Regions from separate parts of the Mus musculus genome. Here regions 2 and 3 are each linked to region 1. Evidence: chromatin loops called from intact Hi-C (ENCODE). Cell type or tissue: left cerebral cortex. All regions are shown on one strand.

What was found. A loop is a pair of places that touch in the nucleus more often than their neighbours do. Peaks named below come from ENCODE experiments on the same cell type or tissue, not always from the same donor. Only the 100,000 strongest peaks of a DNase experiment are listed, where the experiment ranks them.
Region 2: a loop joins it to region 1, with 3 times the contacts of the local background. A loop is called at or near these places in 23 of 42 quality-filtered maps.
Region 3: it touches region 1 in a loop (2.2-fold over the local background); 2 of 42 quality-filtered maps call a loop at or near these places.

Annotation. Positions count from the first base shown.
Region 1 is chr16:94,813,178-94,821,177 of GRCm38, forward strand. The region is part of intron 3 of Kcnj6 (potassium inwardly-rectifying channel, subfamily J, member 6); the gene reads right to left. Among named protein-coding and RNA genes, the nearest start is that of Gm41507, 92 kb to the left of the region's middle. In left cerebral cortex, CTCF peaks have their summits at 3,429 (motif pointing right) and 4,340 (motif pointing right); DNase peaks (open chromatin) are centred at 2,378, 2,859 and 3,437; H3K27ac peaks cover 564 bases.
Region 2 is chr16:95,341,811-95,349,810 of GRCm38, forward strand. No RefSeq gene overlaps it. Among named protein-coding and RNA genes, the nearest start is that of Gm31641, 86 kb to the left of the region's middle. In left cerebral cortex, a CTCF peak has its summit at 4,267 (motif pointing left); DNase peaks (open chromatin) are centred at 351 and 4,262.
Region 3 is chr16:94,879,113-94,887,112 of GRCm38, forward strand. All of the region lies in intron 2 of Kcnj6 (potassium inwardly-rectifying channel, subfamily J, member 6), which reads right to left. Among named protein-coding and RNA genes, the nearest start is that of Kcnj6, 110 kb to the right of the region's middle. In left cerebral cortex, no CTCF peak of the experiment used is centred here; DNase peaks (open chromatin) are centred at 3,199, 4,248, 4,987, 5,302 and 2 more places; H3K27ac peaks cover 3,775 bases.

The DNA of each region.
Region 1 (8,000 bases):
GACTGTCCCCAGTAAACATTTACTCTCTAGCTTTAGAGAGAAGACTTCCAAAGTGCTCCCCCCCAAGTTCTGAACTGCCAGCCCCTCAAATATGGGGCTGATTCTCTCTATGCACAGCAGAAGCAGGTGTGGAGATCTCACTGAGGACCAAGCACAGCTGAACCCTTTTTTCCTCTTCAGAATGGTCTTGTTAGGGGCATGGGGGTTTTAGTTCAGTTTGTAGATTAGCCTGCCCAGGATGCATGAAGCCATGGGTTCAATCCCCAAGTTTTCATTAAGTGGGTAAGATGATCTACTGCTGAATCCTGAATGGCCATGTAGAAGGGACGGTGTGACATGATTTCCCTTCCCTGGAACAGAGACAGCAGGGTGTGGGCTTCCATGAGTGCTGATGGTTGCTAGGCTTGAAGCCTGTGTGTGTATTGCTGGGCATGAGACTTGTTTTTACTTCATGTCCTTCCTTCGGGAAATATTCTCCCTGTCAGGGTCATTGGGGAATGTCCACTCTGTCAAGGTTAATGGCTCCATGATAATCAGAGACAGCACAAATCTAGGAATTGAGGCTGTATCTAATGTCTCAGCAAAATGGTAGAATGATGTGACCTTCAGGGCAGCCTTTAAGGCTGTGGGAAAGAACTCTGAAAACATGAGTTCAAAAATATATAATTTCTCAACTATGTAAAATATAAGGACACAATATGAATTATATGAGGGGCTTCACAGACCGTAAAGAACAGACTCCGTGGCACCGTGAGACAGCTTGTCAGAAAGATACAAAGGCAGGCAGATTCCCGAGTTCAAGGTTAGCCTGGGACAGAATGAATTTAGGTCCAGGCGTGGTTGGAATGGTCATCTCAGGATGGGATCCAACCCAGCTAAATTTATTGTTTGTGCCTACAAAGGCAGGTAGATCACTGAACTCATTGGCAATGTTAAAAATGTACTTGCTGTCTTTCTAAGAATCAGGGGGCTGGGGTCGTGGGATGCTAATTTGGGGGACCTGGGAAAATGATCGAATTGATGTAAATAAAAGACAGGGCTTTTGATCGACAAGAGATGAGCTATCCAGAGAGTTTTTAGAATTCTTTTCAAGCAAGAGAGAGCTGTCTCGAGCAGAGAGCTGCCTGGAAAGCTACCTAGAGCAGAACACAGGCTGTCAGCTTGTACCTAACGATTTGACTTTGAGTTGTCCCTCCACCCCTGATGCTTTCAAACTCCCCTTCTCTTAGGAGCCTCTCTCCAAGCCGAGGCTGGTCCTTGGCAGTGCACACCTGTATTATCAGCAAAAAGACTTTAAATTCATGGCCATGTCACTTTCTTCAGTGGCTTAGCCATTGATAAGTTGTCTGTGCTTTTGTGAATAACTCCCTCCATGCCCATGCAGGTGCCCTAGTTAAACATGGCAGGACACACAAGAAGCAAGACATAGGAAGTAGGAGAGGGACTTGGTGGGAAAAGAGTTTCGACAGGTGGGAAACAGGAAACAGAAGATGTAACGGGGGTAAGAAAATGTAACGGGGGTAAGCTAAAATTCCTCATGTATGTGTATAAAACCCAGAAATAAAAGCACAGAGTTAGGAAGGGAATCAGAAAACAAAATAAAGGTTTGTTATGCTAGCATATCATATGTGTATGTTTAAAAATGTCATATTATAGACAATAAATACAACTTTCCTCTATTAGGTAAAAGTAAAATTCTTAGATGATGATGGAGGCTTGTCTATATGATCTGGCCTTTCTGTCTTTACTGTCATCGCTGCAGTGGGAGGGATGAGTGCAGATGGCCTTTGATTTCAGGGTAGAAACTTATGTGTAGACCTCCTGCCCACACCTTGTCTCCCGAGAAGCTCACTTGTTAGGACTTGGTAGTAAATTTAGATGACATCAAAAGCCTCTTAGTGCATGGGAGTAGAAGGAATGGATCTCTAAGGGCCACTGCTCCCGCAGCCTGGCCTCCTGACCTCACCAGCCTTCAGTGGACAATGAGTCCATTTTCAAACAGTAACATGTCGCTCCATTCTGTGAGACCTTGCATGGAATTCTGAGACTGAGTGCTAGGGACAAGCTCACCTTTTGGATTTCTGCTTCAGACAATCTGTTCATGTCAGATGGAGCTTGTGAACATGTCTTGATTCCTGAGTAGGGAAAGGACTCGGCAGAATTTCGAGCAGCAAAGCATCGCAGGCCTTTATCGTTGCTGCGGGAATGCCTGGCAGCAGCAACTTAAGAGAGGGAGGTTTTATTCTGGATCATGGTCTGAGCGGGAGCAGTCCGTCTTGGACAGAAAAGCATGGCTAAGATTGTGGCAGCAGAATCATGTGGCCGAGACACCTCCCATCTGAGCAGATCAAGGAAGCAAAGAGCTTTGACTGGAAACAGGGCCAGATTGAAAAATCTCAAGGTTGTCCCCAGTGACTCATTTCTTTGGCTAAGTCCCACCACCTGAAAGATCCACAGACTCTCAAACAGCACTACCACAAGCTATAGACACCAAGTATTCAACCCACGAGCCTATCAGGGCCATATTTAAACCACAAGCTATAGGCACCAAGTATTCAACCCGTGAGTCTATCGGGACCATATTTAAACCACAAGAACAACTAATGTGAGCACCATGGCACATTAAGCTCTAGAAGAAGGCTAGGTGCTGCCTGGCTTCTGGTGCATATGGCCAGTGAAAAGGAGATATCACAGGTCTGAGACACACTCAGAGAGGTCGGACCTTGTTTATAAGAAATTACTGATTCTATCTCTTTTATTGAGCACTGATCATAGGCCAGATTGTAGTCCTTGCTGAAAATAGAAGACAAAAGGCAGCTTTTATCTTGGTAGTCAGATGGCGCCACCCACGTGTGGTCTGTCACCTCTATGGGAAAGCATCAGAGGCACAGGAAGGGCTTCTGAGTCTGCCAAGCCCTTCATAAGGCTCACTGGGGGCTCACAGTTAACACAAAGGCATAGAGGCGACAGCTCAGGCAGACCTAGTGCCACAGTAGGTATGAGGGTGGATGTGAGCCGGGCCACAGTGAACTCAGGGCTCGTGGCTTGTGTGTGGAGCAGAGTGGAGGACAAGGTGTTAGACAGGTCACACACTATGACATGCAAGAGTGATTGTTTTTCCTTTTATCTCCACTGAAGTGGCTAGGGATGTGGGGTTAGAGGATAAAGAAGTGGATTTGTTTCAAAGTTTGTTTTGTGTGGTGTGGAGGGGGACACCCCAAATAAGGAGCTAACATCTGTGAGACTATCTTCGGAAGATGTGAACCCCAAATATTGGAGAGGTGAGGGTGGCTGGGTATGAGAGACAAGTATGGGGTCGCACGGACAAGCTCAACCAGGGCCACCATGTGTGGGTTGTTTACTGTACACCCGGTATCTGAGAGGTGTAGATTTATGTTGTTATAACACGAACTTTCCAGAAGGTGGCAGTGGAGAGTCCAGAGAAAGCCTGCCTCCTTCTTCGCATCAAGAAGCCCCATGAGTGAGCTGCAGCTCAGGGCTTGAGGAGTTGTTGGTCCCCAAAGAATTAAGCAAGTGAAGAACAGAGGGAGGGATGGCTGCCAGATCTGCAGCCCAGGAAGCTGAGAGACCAGAGGTTCCTTCACTGGGGTGTAGAATATCTGGGGAGTGGGGAACTTAGGGCTGGGGTAGTAATGGGACTAAAAGCCACCCTGATGGAGAGGGAGACTGAGAATGGGTGTCTAGTCTGCAGCTCAGCGGGAGCCACCTGAACCCTCTGGTTCTCTGGAGCAATTCTCAGAAGACAGGCGCTTTGGGCCGACCATGACTGTTGTCTTCACTGACTTGGCAACTTTAAAAGACTCTAAACTTTTTTTTTCTCCTCCTGTGTGCTTAAGGAGCCAAACTGGTTTGTGACCATACAGGATATTTCATTTGCTCATAATTTACTTGGCCCTGGGCTCTGGGATCAGAGCACCGAGTGAGGCAAGATACCTTTCTTGCAGAGTTTGCAGCCCGGCTGCTAATCAGATGAACGAGGAAAGTTTGCCAGCAGCCGTGGGCACGCAGGCTGGCCGTGGTCAGTGTGCAGGAAGTGGCCCTGCAGATGGTTTCTGAGGAGGCTTCCCTGAGAATGAATCAAAAAACTCATATAGCTTAGCATGAGTCAGGTGAGCAAGAGGATGGAGACGGGGCAGGCACACGGTGCAGGCAGGGGCTGGCTACAAGGACTCTGGAGGAACTCATGAGTCATCTAGATTTTCCTGAGGCAGTGGGACTCTCTGGAAGCTTTGAAAACTTCTAATGAAAAATTTTTCAAAGGTTTATTTATTTATTTTATGTATGTGAGTACACAGTCGCTGTCTTCAGACACACCAGAAGAGGGCATCAGATCCCATTACAGATGGTTGTGAGCCACCATGTGGTTGCTGGGTATCAGACTCAGGACCTCTGGAAGAGCAGTCAGTGCTCTTAACCACTGAGCCCTCTCTCCAGTCCTGACTTATTTACTTCTGAGATAAGGTCTCACGATATAGTCCTGACTGGCCTGAAACCTGCTATGTAGATCAGGATGATCTCAGACGCATAGAAGTCCACTGGCCTGCTTTCAGGAGTGCTGGGATTAACTGCGTGTGCCTCCTCACCCAGCCTGCTGGTGACTTTCAAGCAGGGGAGGTGATTGATTCCTATTAGAATTTTGTTAGGAGGGCGGTGGCTTCTGTAAGTGGCCACTCACAGAGGACCCAGGCTCCTCACCCTGACAACTTGATCTGGGGCATCAGCTGTGGGGGTGGAAGTGGATGTGTTCACCATGCAGGGAGAGGCACAATGTTCACATGTAGCAGGAGTTTGCTGCCTTTTTGGCCCATGTCACTGTGTTGATGATGTCACTGATGCTCTCGGGGAGGATGGAGAGAGGAGTAGAAGGCTGAAGAGCTGAGCTCACCTCCGCATTGAGTGCATAGGTTGTGTGAGCTTGCTGGGCCCCTGAGCCAGGGAGTCAAGTGCGCAACACAGTTGGATCTCTGATCAGAGAAGCTGGGAGAGGTGCTAAGGTCTAAGGAGGAAATCCAATATCACAGAAGTTAGCAATGAAATCCCAGGATCTGCCTGGAGGTAAGGGAGAGGAAGCGAAGAGCTCTGGGTGGAGCAGGCTCTGAGAGGGCGTGGATTGCAGAGGACCGAGGAAGTAGAGCAGGTGTCAGGGAGCCATGAACGTCAGGGAAGAGTGTTACAGAGAGGCAGCTATCAGGGCAATACGAGCAACAGGAAGTCCTTCTCAGGTCATGTGGGAGGAGAGCTGAGAACTAGAGGGGAGCTGGACACGCACCCAGCAGAAGCACAGGCTATTCTTGGAAGCAGGGATAGGGCTCCTCATGTAGCTCTAGGCTGGTGTGCAACTTATTGTGTAGACCAGGCTGGCCTTGAACTCAAGATAAGCTTCCTGTCCAGAATGCCAGCATCACAGGTGTGTACAACATTCTAAGAGTGAATATTCTTAGGAAGGTAGACATTACAAAAAATTTTTTTTGATAGGGTTTCTCTGTGTAGCCCTGGCTGCCCTGGAACTCACTCTGTAGACCAGGCTTGCCTTGAACTCAGAAATCCACCTACCTCTGCCTCCCAAGTGCTGAGATTAAAGGCATGCGCCACCACTGCCCAGCACAAATGTAGTCTGATGTTAACGGAAAGACTAGAGAGGAGGGAATTGCAAGAGAGAAAAGGGAGAGGTGGGTAAAGGAGTCTTGGGTATCAGAGAGTAGGTGTCAGTGCTAGCCCTTGACTTTAGAGGAGATGAGACCTGAAAGTGGCTGAGACCCAACAGGGGAGGACCATAAAACTTCATGGAGATGTGTTCTACCCATTCTGACTTCTTCCCAACTAAGCATAGGACCAGGTTGTCATCTAAGGGAGACTGTGCTGAAGGATAATGGGAGAAAAGAGGTGAAAATCATGAGTTTGGTGGGTGGCAAGGTGAGCAGATGAGACATGTAAACACGTCCTCAGACCCGTCTGTGGACTCACTTCTTCCTAGGAAGAGACCCTAGGATGAGACATGTGACAGGAAACTCTGGTACCCTCCCTGTCCCCTTGGCCTGGGTTTCAGGTGGCCACTGTTGATGAGATGTCCCATTGAGCTTGGTCTAACCTGGTCTAACCTTGGTCTAACTTGGTCTAACATTTGCTAGATTGTGTTCATCCTACCTGATGCCACAGCACTCTATCTGCTTAAGTGACAGTGACAAATGCTTTGCTTTGACAACTGGAGACATAGAGTATCCGCAGTGAGTCTCTTCCACATTGGGAACAGATATGCCCAGTCATGGTGGGAGCTGGAGTGCATCTGTGCCAGATGTCTGATGACGTAGAGACTGGGGTGCTGCTGGGATGTACCATGCTCTACCATGTTTGGGCTGGACTTGGTGACCTCACTTATGATCCTGCCACATCTGTAGTGGGCCAGTGATTGTGGCCTCCTGCTCTTCCTAGCCTAAGAGCCAAGTATCATAAGCAAATACAACCTTTATTATCACGGTAGCCTTCTGAGTTGTAGAACTCTACTTAATTTCGGGCAACGTAACATTGGACTATTTTAGAATCAGTTTTTGTGATCCGCTCTCCTCAGTGTTTTGTGGGTTATTCTGTCTGTCATTATCCACAAACCCCCTGTTATAAGTATGTTACATAAAAATATTTGAGAAATTGTAAAAGGAGAGGTATCTAACTAATGGGTATGTAATTAAAATCGTCTAAGGATGACATTGTAACTGGGGAATCACCACCACCGTTATCACCACCACCATTATCACCACCATCAACATCACCACCATCCTTCTCCTCCCACAGAGGGCTCTGGCTGGTGTTCCACAGTGAAGTAGAAACCTCAGACAAGCTGAACTAGCCTGGCCTAAATTGATGGCCTCACCATTGTGCTTTCTGGCAAGGAGTCCAGACTTACCATTGATTTTTCCTACAATTGATTGTTCTTTTTTAACATTGGGTTTTTATTTTTCCTTCCCTGTGGTTTGTCAACTGGCTTCTTGGTTGCATTGTGGGTTGTACGTGGCATTACAGAGGCCACACTGGGTCAGGCTGGCCAGAGTATCTGCTGATACAATCACCCAGGGCGATAACATTAGACCTGGCTAGACCTGGAAGAAAAGGCCAGTGGACTGCCTTTGTGTTACATTTTTAAGTTTATTCTTTTATTTTCTGTATGTCTGTGTGTGTGTGCACGTTGCTCTGTATGAGAGTTTATGTGCATGTGTGTGAGTGTGTGCATGTATGAGTGTGTGTACAAGAGTATATGAGTGTGAGTGTGTGTGCATGAGTGTATGTTGGAGTGTGTGAGTGTGTATGAGTGTATGTGTATGTATGAGTGAGCATGAGTATGTGTATGAGTGTGAGTATGTGTGTGTATGAGTATGTGAGTATGTATATGTGTGTGAATGAGTGTGTGTATATGTATGAGTGTGTGAGTTTGTGTTTGTGTGAGTGTGTGTGTGTGTGAGTATTGTGTGTGTGTGTGAGTGAATGTGGAGTTTAGAGAACAACCTTAGATGTTTCTCTGGATCCTGTCACCCATATTTTTGCATCAAGGTCTACCATAGCCTGTAACTTGCCACTCTGGCTACTCAGCCCAGGGAGCTACCTGGCTCCACTTGCCAGCACTAAGGTCACACACATGCTGCCATGCTTTTTAAAACATGGGTTCTGGGAGATCAATCCTGGGTCCTGGTGCTTCTAAGCACTTTACCTTCTGTGCAGTCTTCCCAGCCCTGTGTCATCCTGCCTGAGTCCCTTGGTCAGGCCCAGTGAGCTTAGGGCAGGAAAGTTCTAGCTAAGAGAAAACCTAGCACCAGATGTGGTTGCTGGCTCAGTAATAAATTGCAGGTGAGTGGGAGAGGGACAGCCCTGAGGTCTGATTTTTTTTTTTTTTTTTTTTTTTTTGGTTTTTCGAGACAGGGTTTCTCTGTATAGTCCTGGTTGTCCTGGAACTCACTTTGTAGACCACGCTGGTCTCGAAATCCACCTACCTC
Region 2 (8,000 bases), 530 kb after region 1:
TTCTTTTCCTCTGTCATTTTCCAATCTCCTCTCACTCTTAGTTTTTCCAGCCAGGCTGACCTGGAATTTGCTGTGTAGCAGAGGGTGACCTTGAACTCCTGATACCCCTGCTTCCATTGCCCAAATGCTGGGATCAACAGGCACGAGCTACCTTACCTGCAGTTTTTCCTCTTATATTCCTGTACCTCCTGGGATATAGCCAGAGTCTTACGCATACTGAGCTAGTGCTTTAATTCTGTATGTATTCTATCTCAGCCTCTGGTAATCACTCTTTACCGGGGTTTTGCGTGTCTTCCTTCTGTTTCCCAATGCAAGCCTTTCCCTGACTGTCTGATTAAGCGCAGCCTCTATAGTGAGGACTCTGTGAGTGTTTTATGCTCCCCCTTCCAGTAGAGGGCCCTTTCATCTCACAGACTGTTCAAAGCTCTGTGGCAAGGCAGTTAGGTGCTGGCCCCGGAACTGAGAACTCCACCTCCAGTCAATGTTCTGTTTCGACGTGGTGACTTAGGCAGGTGAGAGTCCCTGTCGCCTCAGTTTCCTTGTCCATAACAAGGCTGACTGCAGAAGCCACCCGGAATAGTCAGACACCCAGAAACCAGGACCCTATTTTCAGACTCAGCTGGGGGCACCTGGGAGCAAGGGTGGAGCCTACAGCAGAACTAGAGATAGGACCAGCCTCTTCTCTGCCTGGCCAGACTCAGTTTCCTTGGCCACCTCGTTTAACAATTGGCTACTAAGTGAGCAGAGGCCATTATGTACTGTGTTAAAATAAGACCATTCCGGGCAGTCTGACTAAAATCATTCCCCATGCCTGTTTGCTCCATTAGATCACATGCATACATTTCCCCAGTTAAATTAATCGGAATGATGGACTCCATCTTTAAAGGCAATGGAATAATAAATTGCCGTTATCCAAACAGGGAAATAGGCTCTGTGGGAGAGCGTCACACCGCAGCTTCACGGTGCTCTACTACGCGAAGGTCTCCTTTCTACCCGCACTCTCTCACTCAGAGAAATCAGCCCTTTAAAATTGCAGGCGTCTGATGGAGCAATAGAGAATGAACCTACACAGACTGAAGGATGCTGGGAGTCCAGACCCACGCTTTGTGAAGAACCACAAGTCTGTGACCACAGAGATGTCTTGCCATCATGCTCTTCCTGAGGGCATCAAAGAATTGGTCTCTGCTATTACTGGAAACCCTGAGGGCAGCACCACTGGGCCACTTGGGCTGGCTCTCTTCCCCTCAGAGACTGCCCCTCTGCCCTGTTATTCAGTGGAGTAGCAAGTCCCATAGGGAAAGCCCAGTGATATAGTGGAGATGTGGGTCCATGTTCCGCCTCGCCGCTGGGGTGTGTGAACGCCGCTCCGGAAGACAAAATGCAGGGGCGCTAGGCTACGTTCCATCTTCATCACCATCTGGGTGTCTGGAACACTTGATACTCGCTCAGGGAAGATGGAAGGCAGCCTAAGATGGGGACCCCAACCCCGGTGAGAAACCGCACAGGCTGGAGCCAAGGCTGTGGTTCTCAAAGCTCCCAGGCACCCAGACGCTGCTGGACTTCATGAGATGGGAATGGGCCCCCTCAGGCCAGTGCTGAGCCTAGGGTTGGAGGGTGTGGGGAATCTGACTTAGCCTAGAGTGAACGTCTAGAGCTCAGGGGCCTTCTGCGCCGTGTGACTCTGTAATGAAGGCCTTTCCCCACATCAGGTCTTATGAGAGAGACAGTCCTTGCTTGTTCAAATTGTTTATTCATAGTGGAAAAATGGATGCATACAACTTACTCAGGGTGGACCAGAGGTTAAATACCTTTTGCAGGAGGGAATGTCTGGGAAAGGGAACCTTATTGGCTAAACCCTGAGGCGGCCCGTCTAGATACCCCATTAGCATGGAGAACTCTAGGCTCTAAGCTACATGACCAGTTGCCACGGTCTTCTTAGTGGGGTGTCGTGGTCACGTGCTCCGGCACAGGAACTGGATTGGGAGCAGATTCAATCGCCTTCTGTTATCAATTGTGAGACTTGCTGGGATTTCTTAATCTGCCCGACCTTCCCAGTTTTTCTGTCTAGTGATATGGTTCTCCTTGCCTCACATGGAGACAGTGACTGGATCTTGGAAGGTGAGGCCTGACAATCTGCAAGAGGCATAGTTCCAATGACTGCCATGTCCCCGTCCCCGTCCCCCCCCCCCCCCCCTCCGCACAGCCTGGTGACCATAAGTGAATCTGCCCAGCCAGGGCTTCTCCTTGCTTCTTCTTCTTTAGGGTCATTTTCTAATTAAAGAAAAACTATATTCACTCTCTTCCCCACAGAGTGTGAGCTAGACAGTATTGCATGAAATTGACTCATACAGGCAGGAGCCCAGAGACATACATGTAGGGACACATGCTGACACGTTCCGGCTCTGCTCGGGTTCAGATGTGAGGAAGGTCTATTACACGCACTGCAATCCAGAGCGGAGAATCCTCCACCTTTTGGCACTGATGGAGCACAAAGTGGAGGAGAGGGCAAGCCAAATCAGGTGACAAAATGTCAGAGAAGAGGGGATGGAGGGAGGGAAGGGGGAGGGGAGAGAAGAGGGGAGGGATGGAGGGAAGGGAGAGGGGAGAGAAGAGGGGAGGGAGGGAGGGGAGGGGGAGGGGAGAGAAGAGGGGAGGGAGGGAGGGGAGGGGGAGGGGAGAGAAGAGGGGAGGGAGGGAGGTAAGGGGGAGGGGAGAGAAGAGGGGAGGGAGGGAGGGGAGGGGGAGGGGAGAGAAGAGGGGAGGGAGGGAGGTAAGGGGGAGGGGAGAGAAGAGGGGAGGGAGGGAGGGAAGGGGGAGGGGGAGAGAAGAGGGGAGGGAGGGAGGGAGGGAAGGGGGAGAGGGAGAGAAGAGAGGAGGGAGGGAGGGAGGGAGGGAAGGGGGAGGGGAGAGAAGAGGGGAAGGAGGGAGGAAAGGGAATGGGGAGACAAGAGGGAAAGAAGAGGTGATGGAGGGAGGGAAGGAGAGGTTATACAGATTAATTTTCAATATTTGTTTCATCATTGGTGTCGTGGTTTTGTTTGTGTGCTCGTTTGTGTTGATGTTTGTGTTGAGAGACAGGGTCTCCGGTAGTCCAGGCTGCCCTTCCAGTTTTCTACGTAGCTAAAGATGATCTTAGCTTCTGATCTTCCTGAGTGCTAGCACCTCAGCGGTGCTCCATCATGCCAGGTGTATGCAGCTATGGGAAAAGAAAACAGTCTTCGACCACACTAGGGAAACACTCTACCAACTGAGCCACGCCCCCAGCCCCTGTATGATCTTTGTTTAGAGCAAGGAAGCTTGGGGGCAGAAACAAAATAAAGGAAGTCCACAAGGGCGTCATCCGCCTCCTCTTGGGATTAAGCAGGAAGGCTTCTCAGGTGCTTCTCCCTTACTCCACAAACCAAGAACGCGAGGCGGAGGGAGGAGAGAAAGGGGGAGAGAAGGGAGAGCTCTGAGGTGAACAAGGCCTAGGATGACCTCAGTGAGCAACGTGGCCTTTGAGCTCGGGAATGTGGGGCCTTTGGTTGGCTGTGACAGAGGAGGGGACTCAAGAGGTCTTCAACAGCAATTGACAGCATTTTGCCTACACTGACCTAAGAGGCCCCAAATCAGGATGCTTCTTTGTCCTGGGGATTGTGGGCACAGGTTGGAGCCACCGAAAATTTACCTTTCCCTGGTGCTGGGGCAGGGGAAGCAAGACAGACAGGACAGGTCGTGGGAGCCCTAGGGTATGCTTGGCCAGGGAGAAAGCAGAGTTCCTGGACAATAATCTGTAGATGTGGATTCTAAAGTCCTGGACTGATGGGCCTGGTATCTGAAACAGGCCCTGCTTAGTAAGCAGCAGGTAGCCTTGAGACCATCCAGGTCTCCTTGCTCCCATGCTCTGATGCTTAGGGGGTTTCTGAAAGCACCCAAGGACAGCTACACCCTGCTGGCACATGTGGAGAGCCTGTGATCCAGGATTTCCCATCTCCTGTGATACAATGCCCAACTTGTGGAGATGATATTATAAAGTGATTTTTAAGAAAATTAATTTTTTTAAAGTCCTAATGATTCTATTTTGAGACAATGAGCTATGCCCCACTGACCTGTAGCTGGGCTTCTTTGTAAACACCCACACAACAAACACATCTGAGAATCTTAGGGTGTTCCATGAAGCTATTACAAGTAGCTTCTAAATTACCCAACGAAGACATGCCAAACTGTAAAGCTACCAAAAGTAAGCTGGTTAGTGGCTCAGCTGCAGTGGCAGGTACATGAAACTCTACCGCCACCTAGTGGTCACACAGGATTTATCCCATTCCAGGACTTGCCACCTGCAGAGAGCAGGGTCTCCCCTCCCCCCATCCCCGTGCGCGCCCCCCCCCCCCGGCCCCCGGGCTGGATCCCTCTAGGTCATACATACACAAAGGCCATCTTTACAAACCTTGGCAATATGTCACAGAGGGTATGCCAGTAAAATGTGCTTAGCAACAGAACAGACCATTAATATCTTTTATACTTGTGTTTCATTTTAAAAAGGAGAGAAAGGGGCACCACAGCAACCCTGGTTCTTCTGTAGAGGGCCTAGGGCAAGGTAATCATAAGGAAGGAAGGAGTGTGAATTCCAGTCCTCTCTCCAAGGCAGCAAGTGAAGTTAGGCTTCAAAGAAATGGCAGGATTTACTGCTCTCTCTCTCTCTCTCTCTCTCTCTCTCTCTCTCTCACACACACACACACACACACACACACACTCTCACACACACACACTCACTCTCTCACACACACTCTCTCTCCACATATATACACAGACACACACATCACAAACACACACATCACAAACACACACCACATACACAGATACACTTACACAGACATACAGACATACACACCACATATAGACACACACACACACACCACACACAGAGACATACACTCACACACATAGATACCGATGCACACACAGACACACACACATACCACATACACAGATACACATACCAGACACACAGACACACACACCACACACAGAGGCACACCACACACACACACACCATGCACACAGAGAGACACAGATACAGACACACACATACCACATACACAGACACACATACCACACACACATACTACACACACAGACACACACACACACCACACAGAGACACACACACACCATGCACACAGAGAGACACAGATACACAAACACACACATACACACACACCACATAAAGACACAAACACACAACAGATGCATAGACATACATAGCAGACACACACACACTGACACATACATCACACACACCACTCAACAGGGATATCCACCTAGGGAAATGTATGTCTGCAGGTTCTAACCCAGCCCTTGAGGGCCAGTCCTCCCCAGGTACCCACTTCTCTGCACCTTGCACTTTCCAGACTTAGAGCATCTCACACCACCCTTTTGGCTAAAGCTGTCTTTTGAAAGCCCTCTCCTCAGAGCTCCAGTAAGACTGCACTGGCGTCCCAGGTCCCAGAGGAAACAATGGATGAAGCTTCTTCCGCTGCAGCTGCAGGGAGGTTTACATTCCAGCCCTTGCTGCCTGGCCTTATCAGGGTGGAAGGAAGGCCCTGGCCTGCCTGTCACACACCCAAGAGCTCTCATGTGGGGGCAGGGCTGCTGAAGACCTTCCTGGCAGGGACACCATGGAGAGATGACAGCTTAGACTCAGCTCACTGCCCCTCTCACAGGGAGGGAGAAACCCTGTCTACTGCGTTTCCCTAGGATTCTATGGAGGAGGCAGGAATTCATCAGCAAAGCCAGAGGTGGAAGGACTTGGGAAACATGGAAAGAGCATCAAAGATTAAGCAGCAGCAGTTGTGAGCACCCTGATGTGGTCAGGAGAGAAAGTCAGACCTTGTTAGCAGAGCTGTGGAGCCTGGGTAAGCCACTGAGTCTCTCTGAATGTGAGGCTTCACCCACACCTGCACAGTGAAGAGAGACAGCTCACCCACATGTCACAGTCCTCACATTGCCCAGTCTATGTCAGCCTTGGGAAAGTGTGAGCTTTCACTAATTGTTCTTTGAAGCCAGCAAGGGAGAGTCCATGTCACCCTACAGTTAAAGGTACTGAGGGAGAGTGAGGCCCTTTGTCCACACATCTCGCTAAAGCCCCTTGAAGCAGGCAGTGGCCCCTCACCTTGGCTCTCTCCACTCCTGAAAAACGTCTTCAAAACATGGTTTAACAAGTTCTCTCTGCGCGTCTACGCACTCCAAGCTCAAGACTTTGGCATCCATTAAGGGCACGGGAAAAGTTTTACAAGGGACACTCTTGTACCCTGCTTTGGGTAAGTGACAGGGCACGGGCTGGGGAAATTCCAGGTGACTTTCCAACACTGCGCATAAAAACCGCTGTTCCAGATATTTTTAAACAACTCCTACAGGATCTAAATCCACCAGCCATTTCTGCCTTCTCTGAATTCTCCTTCCAGTGATCATGGTTACCCATCCCTGTATCATCTGTAAAATCAGCAGACAGGACCTGGCCAAAACATTTATCCATATAGAGGTGAACCAGGTAAATAGATAAAACTCTCACACTGCAATATGATGCAGCGCTAAGAAGGATCTAGAACTTTCCATACATGGATAACATATTACGGAAGGGGGGAAACTATCAGATACCCTGGGCAGGGAAGGTTCTAGATTTCTAGAGTCTTCTAGAATTCTGCTCAAGCTGCTGAGACACCATGATATTAGCCAAGTATGGGTCATTTTTTCCCTATCTGGGAATGTTTGCAGACTTTTTTTGGTTGATATTGGGGAGTCCCCGGTGGCAGGGGGTCAGATGGGAACGAAAGGTGCAGCTGGACACCCTCAAGATGGGCAGAACAGGCCTTCCCCACCCCAGTGAAAGAGTGACTTTCAGCTGAGCGTGTTAATCAAGCGAGGTTGAGAAAAGCCACTCAAACTGAGAGTTTGGGTAACAATCTTGACATTACAAAATAAGCCCCGCCCAAGATGGAAGTTCACAGAGAGGAAATGGAGCTGAGGGGTGGGGAAAGACTGAAGACAGACACTGAGAGCAGGAAGCACCGATGCCCACCATCCAGCCCTGGATTTCCACGGCCTGCTCAAGGAACAACGTCAGGATTCAACGGATGTTCACTGAGTGCCAGAAGTCTCCTGCTCAATTAAGTCACGATAGCCATAAGAGTGTGAATGAATGCAAACACAAGCAATGAAGGAAACAGATCTGGCCACGGGCGTCCCTCCAGCTAGCAAGGTTAATGAGGTGAGGTCAGGGAAGCCTTCCTGGGGCCTCCAGGTTGTACACACCTGCTCTCACCTGCAGGAAGAGCACCCATGCAGCAAAGATGGATGGCTGGGTAAAGACCCTAAGATGTCGCAGACCTTGGGTGTGAGGAATGGAAGGAAGGACTGGAACATGGAGGACTGTGGAGACAGGGAACCCCGGGGCCACAGAGGCCTTGTAACAGAGTGAGTTTATACTCAGTGTGATAGGAAGTTTCCAGAATCAAAAGTCCCTGGCAGCTCCCTGGTGGGAAGGGACAACAGAACTGCCTCCAAGTGAACCTGTGACAGTCCCTGTGTATGAAAACAACAAGGGCCTGGGATAGGGCTCTTTACAAGGTCTGACTGCCACCATAGCCACAGAGTCCACGTAACATGGCCACCAAGACCCAAGATCAGATCCCCCATCTGCTCCGAGGGTTACTCTCCGGGTGCCAGGGCAAGAGAGTGCTTTTGATCTCCAGCCCCAGGAACTTGTTTTCAAGTGGCACTTTATCTCCAACCACAGGGAACAGGGCACAGGACTCCCCCAGTTACTCAAGTGTTTGCTTCTGAAACAGCCATGAAGTTGTTGCTCTGCTTACCAGAAGTCCCCTCATCTTGGGAGGAGAATGCTTTTGTGCAGAGTGAACCATGCATAGAGACACACGGCGGAGCACGAGGAGTGTGTACTGCACAGATGAGGTAGATACCAGGAGTGTCTGAGCATCAGACAGGCCTGTATCCCTTCCCAA
Region 3 (8,000 bases), 66 kb after region 1:
ATCTGGGCTCCTAAGAGCTGTGGACCCAGCTGCTACCTGTAGCAAGCAGCTTCTCTCTTGGTCAGGCTCCACTCAGGGCCTGCAGCTTTCCTGGTATCCCAGTTTCTCTAACGTCCTGTGGTCTCTCCTCTGTAACTTGGGCTTCACTTTCACAGCCTCTCACAGTGGCTTCCCAGGGGCTCCTTGGAGGGATTATTGCCTGCTGTGCATTGCTGGCTTCAGTAGCCTACTGGCAGGCTGACTCATAACCGTGTGTGTGTGTGTGTGTGTGTGTGTGTGTGTGTTTGTGTGTATATATATATATATACCTACCACATACCTAACACACACATATACACTACACACATCTCTCTCTCTCTCTCTCACACACACACACATAACACCTACAAACACATCACAAACACACACATAACACACACACACACACACACACACACACACGTCCTGCTTGACGTGTGCTGGCTAAGACACACAGTGACCATTTTGTTCCAATCCCGAGGCTCCTGGCTGCAGAGAAGCAGAGAGAGCTGGGGTCATCCATGCTGACTTTCCAAAGCCAACCTTAAAGTTTTGGCAATTTTAGGAGGCACGTGTTAAATGCATCCATTTTATAATTAAGTTCTGTGAACTCCTACATTAAAAATATAAAAAAAGCTAGGGCATAATATTCAAAATACCACTTTCTCCTTGTTTAATGTGCCAATGTTTCTGTTGTTAAAAACTTGAGACAGGGTTTTAAGCATCCCAAGCTGGCCTCACATTTACTTTGTGGGTGAGCATGACCTTGAACTTCCTTCTGCCTCTGCCTTCTGAGTGCTGGCACCACAGGCCTGACTTAGGCAGTGCTGGTGGTAGAATCTGTGACCTTGTCAGTGCTAGGCAAGGACCTGTACCAGAGCCTCAGGGTCATTTCCATCAGCTGTGTCTGTGTGGTGTAAGCATATATCTCATGTCTGTGTGGTGTGAACACACCATCTCATGTCTGTGCAGTGTGAACATACCATCTAATGCCTGTGCCATGTGAATACACCATCTTATGTCTGTGTGGTGTAAACATACCATCTCATGTCTGTGTGGTGTGAACATACCATCTCTGTGCAGTGTGAACACACCATCTCATGTCTGTGTGGTGTGAACATACCATCTCTGTGCAGTGTGAACACACCATCTCATGCCTGTGCGATATAAACAGTGTCTCATGCCTGTGTGATGTGAACACACCATCTCATGCCTGTGTGGTGTGAGCACATCATCTCATATCTGTGTGGTGTGAACACGCCATCTCATGCCTGTGCAATGTGAACACACCATCTCATGTCTGTATGATGTGAACACACCATCTCATGCCTGTGTGATGTGAACACAGCATCTCATGTATGTGCAGTGTGAACATACCATCTCATGTCTGTGTGGTGTGAACACATGTTCTCTCTCTCTCTCTCTCTCCCTCTCTCTCTCTCTCTCTCTCTCTCTCTCTCTCTCTCTCTCTCTCTCTCAGTTTGTGTTTGTGGTACTACTTTGATAGTTGGAAACTGGCTGTGGTGGGAGTGTATAAACCAGGAAGAGTAGAGAACAGCTAGGCCAGGTTTGATTTGTTGCTCTGTTCTTTCTAGATGTTCTGAGCTGGGCAGATTTTGCCTCCAGGAGATACTTGACAATATCTGGAGACACTTCTGAGGGTCATAAACACCCGGGCTCAGGTGTTGGCATCTAAGGAATAATAGCCAGGGGTAAAGGTAACCATCCCACAATATGGAGGGCAACGTGTATCTCCCCAGCACATAGGGCAACCTGTATCCCGCCCCCCCTGGCTCCCAGGAAAAGACACATCCATGTTTGTCATCTAATTGTTACACTAGAATTCCAATAATGCTAAAGTAGAGAAACCCTGGTCTAGATTTTAAAAGTGATAGAAAAGTTCAATAATGGCACCAAGAAGATGGCTCAGGAGGCAAAGGTGCTTACACCAGACCGAGTTTGTTTTTAGAGACCCAGGTAGGAAGGAAAGCATCAACTCTGAAAGTTGTCCTCTGACCTCTGTGTATGCCATGGCCTGAGTCCTGTGCTGCTGTTTTCTCCAAATAAATGTAATAAACATAAGAAATTGGTTAAAAATGTAAAATAAATGTGGGTGTCATTTATATGCTTTTTACACTGTGAATTACACACACACACACACACACACACACACACCCCAAGGGCCAATTCATTGGTGTTTGAAAACTGTTATATAAGTCACTATAGATACTGTACAAATGTTTGCAAATGAGGAAAGTTCTACTGTTCATTTTGTGTGTGGTGTGGCATGTGTGTGATGTGTATGTGTAGTATGTGTGAGTGTGTGTGAATATGTGTGAGTTATATATGTATGTGTTGTATGTGTGGTGTATGTTTGTGTGTAGTGTGTGTGTGTATGTGGTGTGTGCATATGTGTGTGTTGTATGTGTGTGTGTGTAGTGTATGTGTGTATTGTGTCTGGGTGTGTGTATGTTCTGTGTGTTGTGTATGTATGTGGTGTGTGTTGTATGTGTGTGTGTAATATATGTGCACATGCATGTGTGTGAATGCACACACTCATTCATCCCAGCATCCGTGTGGACGTGAGAGGGTGCTGGTCCTCACCTTCCTTCTACCTTGTCTGAGACTGGGCCTCTTTTTTTAACCAATGTGTACCCCAGGCTAGCTGGTTCCGAGCTTCTAAGGATTCTCCTGCCTCCACCTCCCATCTTACAGGGTAAGTACTAGGATTATATATGTGCCACAGCATATGCCGTAAGAACCATGTAGAATGTATCACATGGCTACTATGCAGAGGATCTCTTGGCCTTTGACTCAGGGATGCTCACGTGTTAGTTTTTCTGAAGCCTGCTGATACACACCTACCGGCACAACATTGCATAGAGGCTGCCGAGAAATCTGATTTTCAAAGCTGCAGCCTCATCAGTGTCCCGCACAATATGGCTGTGGACTTCATGGCTAGTTCTGGGTGACTCTGTTCTCCAGGCCTGGGACAGCGAGCGAGCTGAGCACAGAGGCTGCGCAGATCAGTTTCCTGCTGGTGGATGTAATAGACTGCTTCCCCCACAATATCACAGTCTGACCAGGACACAGGGGAAGGCTTCAACCACCCCCACAGATCCACTCCAGGGGCCCGTCTCCAGTGTTTGATGTGGGCCATTTTGGAGGCATGTGGGCTGTCACCAGGGTAGAAAGGAACTCGTTCAGGCACAGAAGGGAAGGGGGTGGGTACTAGTCCCTGAAGTTTGGCAGGAATTTATTCATGCATTACATTTACGAGATCTCTCTGTAGCCCATCCCAAGCTGGAGTCAGAAACAGCCACTCAGAGGCTGGGCGGGCTTTGAGGCCAGGGACAAGGGGAGCAACCTGGGCTTTATAGACTGATGAGACACTAGGTGAAAGACATTATCAAGAACACACAGCACTGAAGGGCTTCTAAACTGAGACCAAGTCGGGACAAATGATTCACAAGTCTTACAAAGCTGGCTCTGTTAATCTGGTTCAATCAGACAGGCCATGTCTTAGTGCTGGGCACTCTGGATAAGGTCGTTTTCTGATCGGAAGACCAGATATCCTTATTCTAGTGAGAAAGATGGGAATTGAGGGGTCATCACTGCAGAAGAGCCTTTGATTTGTAGATTGTCTTTGGCGTGGGGCAAAGGCACATTGAGGTCACAGCACAACTGTGGTACCTCAGGTCTCAGAGACCTGAGTTCTGACTCCATCCTTCCCAGAGAAGCAGGTAGTGGGATTGGCCCATTCCTGGGAGGATGGTGGGTTACATGAAGATATCCTGACTGACAGTCCTGACCTCTTCCCACTTGCCAGCCACCCTGGGAACAATGAGACCGGAGCGTGAGGAAGTCAGAGAACTGAGCCTGTGGCCAGAGCTTCGTTTCTCTTCTGTCTCTCAGAATTAAAAAAAAAAAAAAAAAAGCTGCAGTTGCTTTGGAAAAAAAAAACCTTCTGAGATGAGAATTTGATTTTTGTGTTTCGACTAAGAGGAGATCGATTAGATTTCAGCTTAAAGCAGTGTTTGTATTTTATACACCAAAGCTTGGAAAATGCTCTGCACTGGGAGGGAGGCACAGGAGCTGGAAGGTCTGGGGAATCAGATGAGGGAACTGGAAATCTTTTTAGACATGTGGGATTTCATGAAAATTCTATTTCCAAAGAACTTGGGTAAAAAATTTTAAATTAAAATAGCGTAGGTGGCTGTGTGTGGATTTAAAAAAAAAATACCCGAGCGTCTGTATGAGTCAGCTTGAGTTGTCTGGCTTCTTCTCAGCCACATGTCAGCCTGTTGGTCCTTCCTCGGCTGTGTGGTTTGCAGAGTTGGTCCTTGGAGAGCATCCTATGTAGATCACCGTGATGTGGGTTATATGGTACGATCACCAGGCACATCGTCGTCCATTGACCCTTCCTAGGAAGCACTTGCTTTTATTTTGTTTTCTGAATTCTATTACTTAAAAACATTTATTTGAGAGGGAGGGAGCAAGAGCGAGAGGGAGAGCAAGCGAGAGGGAGAGCTAGCGAGCAAGTGAGAGAGGGAGAGAGAGAGAGAGAGAGGGAGGGAGAGGGAGAGGGAGAGCGAGAGAGCGAGAGAGCGAGAGAGAGAGAGAGAGAGAGAGAGAGAGAGAGAGAGAGAGAGAGAGAGAGAGAGAGAGAGAAGAGAGAGCGAGAACACTCAGAGCCATGGTGTGTATGTGAAAGTCAAAGCATGTCTATTGAGAGTCAGTTCTCTCCTGCTGCCTTGTGAGATACAGTGCTCTTTGCTTATGGAGGATCCACCTTGGAGCTGAGGGCAGTTCTAGCAGGCAACTGGTTCAGTTGGTCTGACCTTATACTTCCCATTGTCTGGGGGCAGTAAGAAAAGAGCTGCTTCCTATGCAGAAACTGCCTGGTGCTATGTGTTCTCTTGTTAAAGTACAACCTGACCACAGTAAGGACATTGGAGCAGGTACTTAAGAAGCCTGCCAACCTCCTGCTGTCTTTGCGGGTAGAAGCAGCCTTCTGCTCCATCTGAGGCTTCTCCAACCTCGCCAGAGAGGCTGCACTGGTCCCTAGCATGCACTGCTGCCGCTTCTTCTTAGGATTTTCTTCCTCTGCCTCCTGACCCCCTGCTAAAGCCATGGCAAGGGTCAGGTGCCAAGTGTGCCCTGTGAGGGAGTAGCCCATATCTCAAAAGATGTGCATCCTTCACATCACAAGATAGCAGTCTGGGCAGTATGTGTTGGGATGGGTTTAGACGTCTTGCTTTGTTGCTGGTAAAATCTGTAGCTGTCATAAGCTAGGCTCGTTACATAGGCCAGTTATGCAGAAGCTCTGTGCCAGGTGCCCAACCCACAGAGGAAGGGCTATTATGGTCAGTAAGGCTAAGTGGGAGCTGCTGGAACTATCACCTATACACATGTCACATTCCTGGAGAGACTGCAGGGTTTGCTCCACCTGCAGGACTCGAAAGAGGCAGGAGTGGGCCTCCCCGACACATGCACCCTTCCGGTGCACATGTTTGGCTTGTCCTGTTGCAGCTGCTGTTCCAGATGTGACTTCAGCTTGTGCTCAGGAGCAGATTATTACCCATCCTGGTGGGCGGCCGATCTGGAATTGCTCTTCTCCAGCAGGCTGGGGCTCAGCCTGCTTCCTGCTAGCAAGGTCATCAATTCACCCTCACTAGCTGACCTTAGGATCACACCTGCTCCAGTGTTGCACACCGGCCTGCAGGACGGATGGGCAGACATCACCCTGCATGTCCGCAGGACATCCTGATTGGATGAGTTGAGCAAGAAGTAGCAGCTATTTTAGGCCTTGCATGACAGAGTATGGAAGAGAAGCCCCAACAGGCTTAAGGAAATACCTAGGGTTCTGGCGGTACAGTACAGGGCAGGCACCAAGCCATCCTTCCTGAGGTAAAGGACGAGTTGCTGTATAAGCTCCTCCTACAACCTCCTGAGACCAGTGCTCAGTGAGCCCTTGCAGACTTTAAAAGCAGTGCATTCCCATTTGGCTGGGCCACTCTGGGCCACCCAGCAATAAAGCTGGGAGCTCCAAGTGGGGACTAGAACAAGAAGGGCTCTGCAACAGGTCCAGGCTGTCACACAAGCTGCGCTGCCACTTGGGCATGTGAGCCAGCAGATCTAACCGTGTTGGCAGAGGCAGTGGCTCAGACTATCTGACGCTATTGGCAGCGTATGGAGCTGAGCAGAGCGGACCCTTACCATCTTCCTGCCATCTTTGGAGACCTCCTCTTTAGGAGGCGAGGGTTTGGTATATGTACCCAGTAGGGGGATTTCTGAATCATATGGTCGCCTGTTCTTAATTTTAAAGGAGCCTCCCTCCATACTGTGTCCTATAATAGCTGTGCTAATTTACATTCCTGCGGAATGAGGCTTTCTGAGGCTGCTTAGCTGCCTCAAGTCCTCTTCAGCACCGCTCTTCTGTCTTTTTCTGTAGCCACCATTGTAACAGGAGTGAGATGGTTCCTCCTTATGTTTCTGATTTGCATTTGTGTTGCTTGTGAGCGACCAGGTAGGCTTAGAATTTCATCAGCTTCTCCACCGCTTTGGTCTTTTTCCTTCTTTTAAATAACCAGTTTAGGTTTTTGCTGTTTTAAAAATAGTGTGTGTGTGTGTGTGTGTGTGTGTGTGTTCATGTACCTGTGTCTGTGTATGTATGTTCAAATACCTATATGTGTTCGTGTGTGTGTGTGTGTGTGTGTGTGTGTGAGCTCATATACTTGAGGCTAGAGGTTGGATGTCTTTCCCCCATCCCTGTCCTTGTTGCTGTTTCTGAGACAAGGTCTCTTACTGAACCCAGATAAGTTTGTGTCATGACGACTGGTCAGTGAGTTCCAGAAATCTGCCAGTCCTCATTGCCCAGAGCTGGAATTGTAGCATGAATCACCATGCCAGGATTTGATGTGGGCTCTGGGATCTGAACTCAGGTCCTTATATTTGTGTCGCAGGCACTTTAATAACTGGGCCATATCTCCAGGTTTAATCATCCTTTTTGCCCTCTTAGATATTCCAGATGTCAACCTTTTAGCAGATATATAATGCACACACACACCCCCACACACAGTGTTCTTCACTGTATTGGTTGTCTCTCTGCCTTTTAATTTACTGTAACCGTTTGTCTGTCGTAGGCTTTTTGCCATACTTGGGGGTCTTTCCTCGCTGTCTGAGATAACTTGGATGATCTGAATTCCTAAAAGCTGAAACTTCCCTGGGAGAAGCATCTCTGCTGCCGAGTGGAAGCCCCACCATGTGCTACAGTTCAGGCTGCTGTGATGTGTGCATCACTTGCCTGGCCAGACTCACAGCCTCCCTCACAGAGCCATGCCTGTAGCATGTCTCTCACTGTTGTCTCCATGAGCTCTGATCCTATCCTCTGACAGCTCTTGGCTAATACGCTCGATCTAACCTTCTCCTCGGAGGTGGGTGGAGTGTCTGCTCATTACTATTTGGCTCAAAGAGGCTTTCCCACAGGGAGGCTGCAGTGTCTGTAGCTTCCGGTGGTGATCTCATGGTAGCTTATGCCCATGCATAGATGGCAATGGTGCCATGGCTGTGAATCTCTAGCGTTTTGGGCTGATGTCAATCAGCTTTATATGCATCACTTTGAACGTCTTAATCCTCTCTTTTACCCGCCCTCTGTTCCTCCACAAGGCAAATCTGGTTTGGATGATGCTAAGGAGAACATTGTGTCTCAGGACTTCCGTGGTCTATGGTGCTCTGGGCACAGGAGGTCCACAGGAGCAGAATAGCTCCCCGTGTGCTGGGCACCATCTTTCCTGAACATGGAGTTCTTCTCAGAAGAGCCGTGTTAGGAGGCATTCCTCACCTGCCCGTGGCCATGGAGGAAGTGATCCTGTTGAAATCTTGTCTCATTAGCTAGCCTTTTACTTTACCCATGGTAGACTGTAATTATACCCCAGTTCTGCTTTTTGAGATGTTTTATGACAAAAGCAAATAACTAAACA